2 separate regions of the Homo sapiens genome follow, and region 2 is linked to region 1. Evidence: chromatin contacts called from ENCODE Hi-C or POLR2A ChIA-PET data. All regions are on one chromosome and are shown on one strand. The core of a region is the stretch at or near the end of the contact, and the rest is flanking DNA. Distances in the headings are between cores, read along the strand shown. Region 1 has its middle 94 kb from the start of LINC00604. Region 2 has its middle 130 kb from the start of PTGER4.

Region 1 (4,905 bases), core at 1,749-4,248:
TCAGGCTACACGGGGGTCAGGGACCCACTTGAGGAGGCAGTCTGTCCGTTCTCAGAGCTCGAACACCATGCTGGGAGAACCACTGCTCTCTTCAGAGCTGTCAGAGAGGGAAGTTTAAGCCTGCAGAGACTGTCTTTCTTTTGTTTAGCTATGCTCTGCCACAGAGGTCGAATCTAGATAGGCAGTAGGCCTTGCTGAGCTGCAGTGGACTCTGCCCAGTTTGAGCTTCCTGGCCACTTTGTGAGCATAAAACCGCCAACTCAAGCCTCAGCAATGGTGGACACCCCTTCCCTTGCCAATCTGCAGCATTGCAGGTCAATCTCAGACTGCTGTGCTAGCGGTGAGAAAGGCTTTGTGAGCGTGTGACCTGCCGATCCAGGCACAGGAGGGGATCTCCTGGTCTGTTGGTTGCTAAGACTGTGGGAAAAGTGCAGTATTTGGGCAGGAGTGTATCATTCCTCCAGGTGCAGTCTGTCATGTCTTCCCTTGGCTAGGAAAGGGAAATCCCCCAACTCCTTGTGCTTCCTCTATGAGGAGACACACTGCCCTGCTTCAGTTTGCCCTCCATTGTCTGCACCCACTGTCCAACTAGCCGCAGTGAGATGAACCATGTACCTCAGTTGGAAATGCAGAAATCACCCATCTGTGTCGATCTCTCTGGGAGTAGCAGACCAGAGCTGGTCCTATTTGGCCATCTTGGAAGCCTCCCTGTTGTTCTTTTTTTTTTTTTTTAGAGATGGGGTCTTATTATTTTGCCCCAGCTGAATTTTTACCTCTGGGTTCAGACAATCTTCCTGCCTCAGCCTCCTGAATAGCTGGGACTATAGTCATTCACTACCACACCCAACTCAATTTTGGAAGTTTTTAAAGTGCATTATCACTTTAAATATTTTTCTGCATCAAACTTTCTTTCCTTTTGGGATTCGGATGATGTGAATAGTAGGTCTTTTAATATTTTGCCACAAGTCTCTAAGATTCTGTTTATTGTATTTTTCTAGAATAAAATTTTGTTGTTCAGATAATTTCAAGTTTACTGATTCTTTCCTCTGTGATGACCATCCTCTATTGAGTCCATCCAGTGAGTTGCTATTTTGATTGTTGTATTTTTTTTAGTTCTAAAATTTTCATTTCATTCTTTTTTAATATTTAAGATTTTTGCAAACATAAGGTGTAATAAATTACATGTCCAAACCTATTCAAATCCTGCCCTGTTTGTGTCTACAAGTTCTAGTACTGCTGCTTTGGAAATCCAACTACCACCACCATTGGGTTTGCCAGCAGAATTATCTGAAGCAGCAGAAAGGTGCCCTCTTTCTCATTCTGTTGCCCAAGTCTTAATCCCATCTGGATCTAAATCATATTTTAAAATTCAGCTGCAAGCAGTCTGAGAAATGTCATTTTGTTTTAGTTTCCTGTTTCTGCATTATAGAAAGGCATAAGGAAAAGGGCTGTAAGGTTGTTGAGGTAGTTGCTCTGCAATGTCTGCCTTAGACATATAGGTGGTAGAAAGATGAATGGAAATGCCAGAATTCTTCATCCTATGAATAATGATATCATAAGTGTCATCAACCTCACATTTTGAATACTGCTTTTTTGATGATGTGTCTTTTTTGCATTAGTGAGTTAAACTCCTATCTTGAAATTGTTTCCAGAGCTTGTGTTTTCTCCTTTGAATAGTATTGATTATAATAATATTGTGATGATGAATGATCTGTTGTGCTTGAATAGTGGAAACAGTATTAAATACAGTCATGTATTGCATTACAGCATTTTGGTCAACAATGAACTGCTTACACTAAAGTGGTTGAATAAGATTATAACAGAGCTGAATAATTGCTATCACCTAGTGACACTGTAGCCATCCAAATGTAGTAGGGCAAGGCACTACTCACATGTTTATAGTGATGCTGGTGTAAACAAACCTACTGTGCTGCCAGGAATATATAAGTGTAGCACATACAGTTATGCATAGTACATAATACTTGGTAATGATAATAAACAACTATGTTACTGGTTTATGTTTTATTATATTATACTTTTTATTGTAATTTTAGAGTGCATTTCTTCTACTTATTAAAATCAAAAAAGCTAACTGTAAAACAGCCTCAGGCAGCTCCTTCGGGAGGTATTCCAGAAGAAGGCATTGTTATCATAGGAGATGACAGCTCCATGCATGTTACTACCTGTGAAGACCTTCCAGTTGGACAAGATTTGGAAGTGGAAGACAGTGATATTAATGATCCTGATCCCCTGTAAGCCCAGACTAATGTGTGTGTTTGTGTCTTAGTTTTTAGCAAAAAAGTTTAAAAAGTAAAAAAAAATGCCTAATAATAGAAAAACCTTATAGAATAAGTATATAAAGGAAAAAAGTGTTCGTGTTTTAAGCTAAGTGTAGTTATGAGAGAGTTAAAAAGTTAAAAAATTACGAAGTCTATGAAGAAAAAATTACAGTAAGCTAAGGTTAATTTACTACTGAAGAAAACTAAAAAGAATAAATTTAGCATAGCCTAAGTGTGCACAGTTTAAACATTACTGACACTACTGTAGTGTACAGTATTGTCCTAAGCCTTCATTCATTACTCACTCACAAATTCACCCAAGCCAATACTAGTTCTGTAACCTCCATTCATGGTAAGTGCTCTATTCAGGTATATCATTTTTAATATTTTATAACCTATATTTACTGTACTTTTTCTGTATTGAGCTATGTGTAGATACACACAAATACCATTTTGTTACAACTACCTACAAAATTCAGTTCAATCGCATGCTGTACAGATTTGCAGCCTATGAGCAATACCCTAGGAGCATAGTAGGCTACACAATCTAGGTTTATGTAGGTACACTCTGCGATGTTCACATGACAAAATAGCCTAACAACACATTTCTCAGAATATGTCCCTGTGCTTAAATGACTCATGACTGTAATAGTGAATCCAGTAGGTTGTTAAGCTGAGTAAAACCATTTATATTAAAAACATTCACTCTCAGCTAGAGCATTGTCATAGTGAAGAAAATAGTCCTGTGTGGCAGTTCCTGCCAAGTGCCTCACCCCAGACTTCCTGCAATGCCTCAATCATTAACTCAGTTATTTTTTGAACATTTAACATGCACAATGACTATGCACAATGTTATAACATTTAGAATTTATATTTATGTATTGCTTTATCACTCTTTTACAATGTGCCTTTCCGTTTATTTTATCTCATGTAATATTCACAACCAGTTTATTTTTCAAAAGAAACTGAGACCTAAAGACTTTACTAAGAATACTCACCAAAATGAATATGCTCCATTGGTTATTTGATTTTGTCAAATGTATTCACTATGATCAATGCCATTCATATTCTAAAATTTAATAAATTTTGTCTTTACTTGTTATTTTTTGATATACATGGTATTTGAATTATGTGGAAATGAGAACATTCTGATAAAGATCTTGTTACTTTCCTATGAATCAGAGGGGAAATGCTGTATTTTATAAGTAACGGCTATTATCCTCCAATGTTGAACAGCTTCCTCTAAAATATTTCTATAAAAATGGTACCTTACATTTCATCTTGCTCAAAATGCATTGGATAATATATTTCTCCCATTCAACAATGAGTCTACTTTATAAGTCACACACAAAACAGTTCATTATTTAGTGTTACACTCATAAATTTAGTCATGACAAAGTTGCCAGTGCTATATAATTTTATTTGGCTTAGATTATAAAGATTTTATATGTCATTGAATCCATCTATATTCTTTTGTCTTTTTGCGTTTCTTTTACTCACATAATCTATCAAAAGGGACAAAATATGATTGAGTGTTTATGTAATTCATAATTTTATATTTTGAAAAATTCTAACTTTTTCTAACCAAATATTTAAAAATGAAATTTATCTGCATACCAATCATCATATCTCTGAAACATTCTAATGGATTTTTCACAAAATAATTTTTTAAACCTAAAAGTTGATATAGTTCTGATTAAACAGTTTGTTAGCTTTCTTTTCTTGGTGTAAATCACCAAAATAAAGAGTCAAGGACATATGTTTCTCTCTCTCTTCCCATCCATCCATCCATCCATCCATCCCTCCCTCCCTCCCTCCCTCTCATTTAATCCATCACCCAGTTTTTACTTTTGTGGTGATTTGTGGCATTCTAGATGTTATTGAGGAACCAATGGTTATAAAATAGAAGATAGAGTTAAAGCAAGATAAATATGGCCTGAGAAAGACTCCATACTTCTATATTTGAGTCCTTGTGGATGAACTGTAACCTATCTTAATAGTCAGACACAATTGAAAACCTAACTTAATAGTAGGCACCTGTAACAATGGCTGAGTGTTGGCCAATCCCAGTGGCTATACCACTCATAGACTGCTGAATGTTCAAACTGCATTCAAATAAGGCAAACACCAAGCTGTAACCAATCTCACTGTTTCTGTACCTAATTTCCGATTCCTGTTTGTCACTTTAACTTTTTTGTCTATAAATTTGTTCTGACCACAAGGACCACGAGGCACCCCTGGAGTCTCTGTGAATCTGCTGTGATTCTGGGGGCTGCCCGATTTGCAAATCTTTCATTGCTTAATTAAACTCCTTTAAATTAATTTGGCTGAAGTTTTTCTTTTCTCAGATGGTGTCAGGAGTAGGATCCGAAGTGGAGCTTCCAGTGACCCCCAGAAGTGCTGAGTGAACACTCAAGATACCTGCAGGACTCACTTGTGTCCATTGATCTCTCAGAGCAGCTGGGGATCACGGTTAAGCTCCCTCTCAGATTTTGGAGCTCCACGGATTTGCGTTTTGAGCTCTCCGAGTTTCTTTGAGCAGATTTCTGATCCAAACTGGGTTTAGAGTTGTGACAGAAACTGGACTGGGTCCAAGAATGGATTTGATCTGGGAATTAACTGGTTT
Region 2 (4,905 bases), core at 1,421-3,920, 220 kb before region 1:
AGGTGTGCCTCTGGTCAGCTCGGTGAACTACCTGTTATTTCTACCACCTGGCATTGCTGATATCAGTCCTGAGTCACATGAAGCATCCAGCTTGGTGTCATGCAGTCAGGGACTTTTGATGATATAACTGATGATGAGAATGGTAGCTGTGAACAGAAAGTACTACTTCCACTACAAAGTTTATTTGAACTTCAGTTTTACATTTTGTTTTATGTCCTCTTATTACATATGGACTACAAGTCTGGAAAGCTTCCTTGATCTGCCAGATTGCCATATGTATGCTCTAAAGCAGTTTTGAATGAATTTGCAATATATGTGTACTTAATAGGGACCAATGCTTAACACAGAAGTATGACCTCTTGCCCCCTATTTTGAAAGAGACACTGTGTCCAAAAGATGATTTGACAGAGGTGAGGGGGTGTATGTATTGTCCCTGAGCTCTTTGATCTTGGGATTGGAGCAGCGTTCTGACCTTTTTATTCCAGAGGTCTTATACTTTTCCCAACACAATCTTTGTGGGATGTGAAGTAGATTGCAGAAACTGTTTAGCCAGCGTTTGGTAAAAGTGAGAGCTGGATAGGGCTGATAGGCAATTAATAGAAGAAAATGATATTTGGGGTTCTCTGTGGAACCTTTAGACCTGCTCCTTCACAGTTTTGCATTTCTCAACAGAGAATAAAGTTGTTTTCCTGTCTTTGTCCTCTTGCTTTCCCACTCATCTTTGTCAAATCCTAGCTGAGGACAATGAATAGTGGCATTTGTTTCTTTCTATTGACATTAAAGGTGGTGCCTCTCTATGCAGGAAAGGACCTGTTAGTATGCAGATAAATCCATGGGGGCACTCAAGTGCCAAAGCCTGTAATCATATTTTTTCATCAGCTTCAATTGTAGTTTGCAAGACTGAAAGTATGAAAATGAAAGCTTATAGCCGCACATACATTTGTGGACAAGGCACTTTAACTGCAGGGAGGCAATAGTCTTAGGATTGCTTTGGAACTCACGTCTTTTGGCATTATCTGGCTTTCTGGCCTCATGGCTCATTAGTCCTGGGGTGTGTGTGTGTGTGTTTGTGTGTATGTGTGTGTTACAGAAACAGAGAAAGACAGGAAGAGACTAAGAGAGGAATACAAAATGGGGAGAGGTATTTAGTTACCACCATTTAGTTGTATACTAGGATCGCTATTACATGCTTGGATTTGGAAGGGGCCACACGTACCTGTGGTAGACTCTGTTGGTTGCTTATGTTCCATTCCAATGCACTCAGCCCCTGGATATAAGTCACTTTTGGTGTAAAGCAATTACGACAATCTTGTTGCTCCTTGACAGTGACTTACCTGGGATGGCTATGTGATCCTGTTCTGGAAAAGAAAATGTGAGGAATATGCTGGGGAAGTCCTACTGTTGTGTGAAGACAGGTTCTTTGGAGCATTGTTGTTAGCCATCTTTTTTGTTTTTTGAGATAGAGTCTCACTCTTGTGGCCCAGGCTGGAGTGCAGCGGCGTGATCTTGGCTCACTGCAACCTCCGCCTCCTGGATTCGAGTGATTCTCCTGTCTCAGCCTCCCAAGTAGCTGAAATTACAGGCATGTGCCACCATGCCTGGCTAATTTTTTTTGTATTTTTTTGTAGAGACAGGGTTTCACCATGTTGGCCAGGCTGGTCTCGAACTCCTGACCTCAGGTGATCGGCCCACCTTGGCCTCCCAAAGTGCTGGAATTACAGGTGTGAGCCACCACACCTGGCCATTGTTAGCTATCTTTAACCTTGAGGGAAAACACTGAATACATACCAAAGCTGATTGAGTAGAAAATTTGAAGGACCTTGTGTTTTGATGACATAATTGAACCGTTGACTCAATCCGGGGCTGGCTTTTCTCTGGTCTCTTTGTTAGGTAATGTCCATGTGACTTAAGCCTATCAGTCAAGTTTTCTGTTACTTGCAAAAAACTATTCCTAATTGATACAATATCATAACAAGAATTATATATTATAATTTGCTTTTTAAATTTCACACTACAGAGCTCTTACACTATAATTAATAGGACAATTTAGTCACACAGAAAATGACATAAGCTAATAACACGAAATCAACAGAGAAGACACTTAAATATTATAAATAACTAAATAAGACATTAATTTAGCAAATATATAATGCATAAATGTGCCTTATTAGTTTGATGCCAATTATCTTTATAAAATTATCCAAGCTTAATTATCATCCTTCTATATCATATTAATATCAGTATCTGTATCAAATTTTGACACATTGGTATTTGCAAGTGAGTTGATGTTGTTGATGCCTCCATAAAGCAAGAACATATTTCAATACATTTAAAACAACATAGCACTGGTGCAGGTCACATATGAGGGTGAATTCTGGAAAAGTAGGCTCTAAAATAACAGATTACCTACAGTGTTCAAGATATCTGTGGCCAAAGTGTTGATGACCTAGGGTGTTTGTCCTTTCTCTGCCCTACTTTGCTCTCTGGTGAACAGCAAGAGAATATCCAGAGGCGCTGGAATAATTACCAGGAGGAAAAAATGTGGTAGGTTTGAACATGCTATTAACTAGAACACTGGTATCTCGGTATTTGAACCCCCACTCTATGTATATTTTCTCAAGCACTGCTTGCACATTACGCAGGAATGCCTGGCATTGGCACAGTAAATAGAACGTCTAGCTCCTTGATGCTCAAGTGTTGAGTCAACAGTTGTTCTTAGGCCAGCACATTTTCATCCTGAATGAAAGCAACCTAAAGTCTTTAAGAGATTATTAGGGAAAGAATATTAGTTTCTCAGTGGATTCAAAGCCAGCTGTGGAGGCCTTTAGTACAGTTTACGCTTCTTCAGTTCCCCTTTCTTCCACCTTTGGCATGCCTACAATTGGATGAAGTGCTTTTCCTGAAATAGCAATCACTCTTAAATCCATTAGCTGGAAACTGAAATGTTTCCCTAATTGTTTAAAGTCTCATTGTGAAAAGGAAGTTACTATTGATTGGAATATGAGAGGAAACAATCCCAAGTTTGTGATTCTTTTCCTTTCTATAAACATAGTCAGATAAGACTGACACACTCAGTGTCATCAGATTTACTTCTCAGAAGTTCCCCATTCATTACTAGAAGTTTCTTGTCTGTGTTTCTTTGTGCCCGTATTAGTCAGGGTTCTCTAAAGGGACAGAACAATAGGATATATGTATACATGAAAGGGAGTTTATTAGGAGAATTGACTCACCTAAGGTAAAGTCCCACAATAGGCCGTCTGCAAGGTGAGGAGTGGGGAAACCAGTCCGAGTCCCAGAACCTCAAAAGAAGGGAAGCTGACAGTGCAGCTTTCAGTCTGTGGCCCAAGGTCTGAGAGCCCCTGTCAAATCACTGGTGTAAGTCCAAGAGTCCAAAAGCTGAAGAACCTGGAGGCTGATATCCAAGGACAGGAAGCATTCAGCATGGGAGAAAGATGAGGGCCGGAAGACTCAGCAAGTCTGCTCTTTCCAACTTCTTCTGCCTCCTTTATTCTAGCAGAACTGGCAGCTGATTAGATGGTACCCACCCAGATTGAGGGTGGGTCTGCCTCTCCCAGTCCACTGACACAAAAGTTAATCTCCTTTGGCCACACTTTCACAGGCACACCCAGGAACAATACTTTGCATCCTTTCAATTCAATCAAATTGATGTTCAACAGTAACCATCACAGTGCACAATCATTTCGTGTGTGTGGGTGGGGGGGTGGGTGAGTGTGCGTGTGTTTGGGTTTGTCAATACTTTCTCTCCCTTAGTTTTATTCTTGGGCCTCTCTTATGTGATTTGGATCTTTGTTTTACTTTCAAAATTTTTATTGAGTTTTAATAATTTTTATCACATCTTCAAGCCATCACTCTGTCTTTTAAAAGTTAGTTGGCTCAGATGCAGAAAATTGAAACTGGATCACTTCCTTATACAAAAATTAACTCAAGATGGATTAAAAACTTAAATGTAAGACCCAAGACTATAAAAACCCTAGAAGAAAATCTAGGAAGTACCATTCAGGACATAAGCACGGGTAAATATTTCATGATGAAAAACACCAAAAGCAATTGCAATAAAAGCAAAATTGATAAATGGGATCTAATTAAACTAAAGTTCTGTAGAGCAAAAGAAACTATCATCAGAATGACTAGACAACTTACAGAATGGGAAAAAATTTTTGCAATCTATCCCATTGACAAAGGTCTAATATCCAGAGTCTATAAGGAACTTAAACAAATTTACAAGAAAAAAACAAGCAACCCCATTAAAAAGTGGGCAAATGATATGAACAGACAGTTCTCAAAAGGAGACATTCATGTGGCCAACAAACACATGAAAAAACCTCAACATCACTGATTATTAGAGAAAAGCAAATCAAAACCACAATGAGGTATCATCTCATGCCAGTCAGAAAAAAAAAAAAGTCCAGAAACAGCAGATGCTGGTGAGGTTGCAGAGAAAGAGTAACTCTTTTACACTGCTGGTGGGAGTGTAAATTTGTTCAAGCATTGTGGAAGACAGTGTGGCAATTCCTCAAAGATCTAAAGGCAGAAAACCATTTGACCCAGCAATTCCATTACTTGGTATATACCCAAAGGAACATAAATCATTCTGTTATAAAGAAACATGCACATATATGTTCACTGCAGCACTATTCACAATAGCAAAGACATGGAATCAACCCAAATGCCCATGAATAGCAGACTGGGTAAAGAAAATGTGGTACATATACACCATGGAATACAATGCAGCCATAAAAAGGAATGATATTATGTCCTTTGCCAGGAAATGGATAGAGCTGGGAGCTGTTATCCTCAGCAAACTAACGCAGAAGCAGAAAACCAAACATGTCATGTTCTCCCTTATAAGTAGGAGCTGAACAATGAGAGCACATAGGCACATGT

Evidence for each region. Hi-C counts contacts between places; a loop is a spot of excess contacts on that map. ChIA-PET counts read pairs that join two places held with the same protein, here RNA polymerase II (POLR2A).
Region 2: a map of endothelial cell of umbilical vein shows a loop between it and region 1 (6-fold over the local background). The contact joins two enhancer-like sites. A Hi-C loop is called at or near these places in 1 of 168 maps with a recorded cell type or tissue (endothelial cell of umbilical vein). POLR2A ChIA-PET finds 5 or more read pairs at or near these places in 1 of 52 experiments (OCI-LY7).

The regions. Positions count from the first base shown.
Region 1 is chr5:40,331,709-40,336,613 of GRCh38, reverse strand. No RefSeq gene overlaps it. Among named protein-coding and RNA genes, the nearest start is that of LINC00604, 94 kb to the right of the region's middle. Within about 2 kb of position 2,998, at least 3 of the 41 ENCODE cell types and tissues checked have a DNase peak (open chromatin) inside an H3K27ac peak, as active enhancers do; they include endothelial cell of umbilical vein, where a contact is called at or near this core.
Region 2 is chr5:40,550,141-40,555,045 of GRCh38, reverse strand. No RefSeq gene overlaps it. Among named protein-coding and RNA genes, the nearest start is that of PTGER4, 130 kb to the left of the region's middle. Within about 2 kb of position 2,670, at least 4 of the 41 ENCODE cell types and tissues checked have a DNase peak (open chromatin) inside an H3K27ac peak, as active enhancers do; they include endothelial cell of umbilical vein, where a contact is called at or near this core.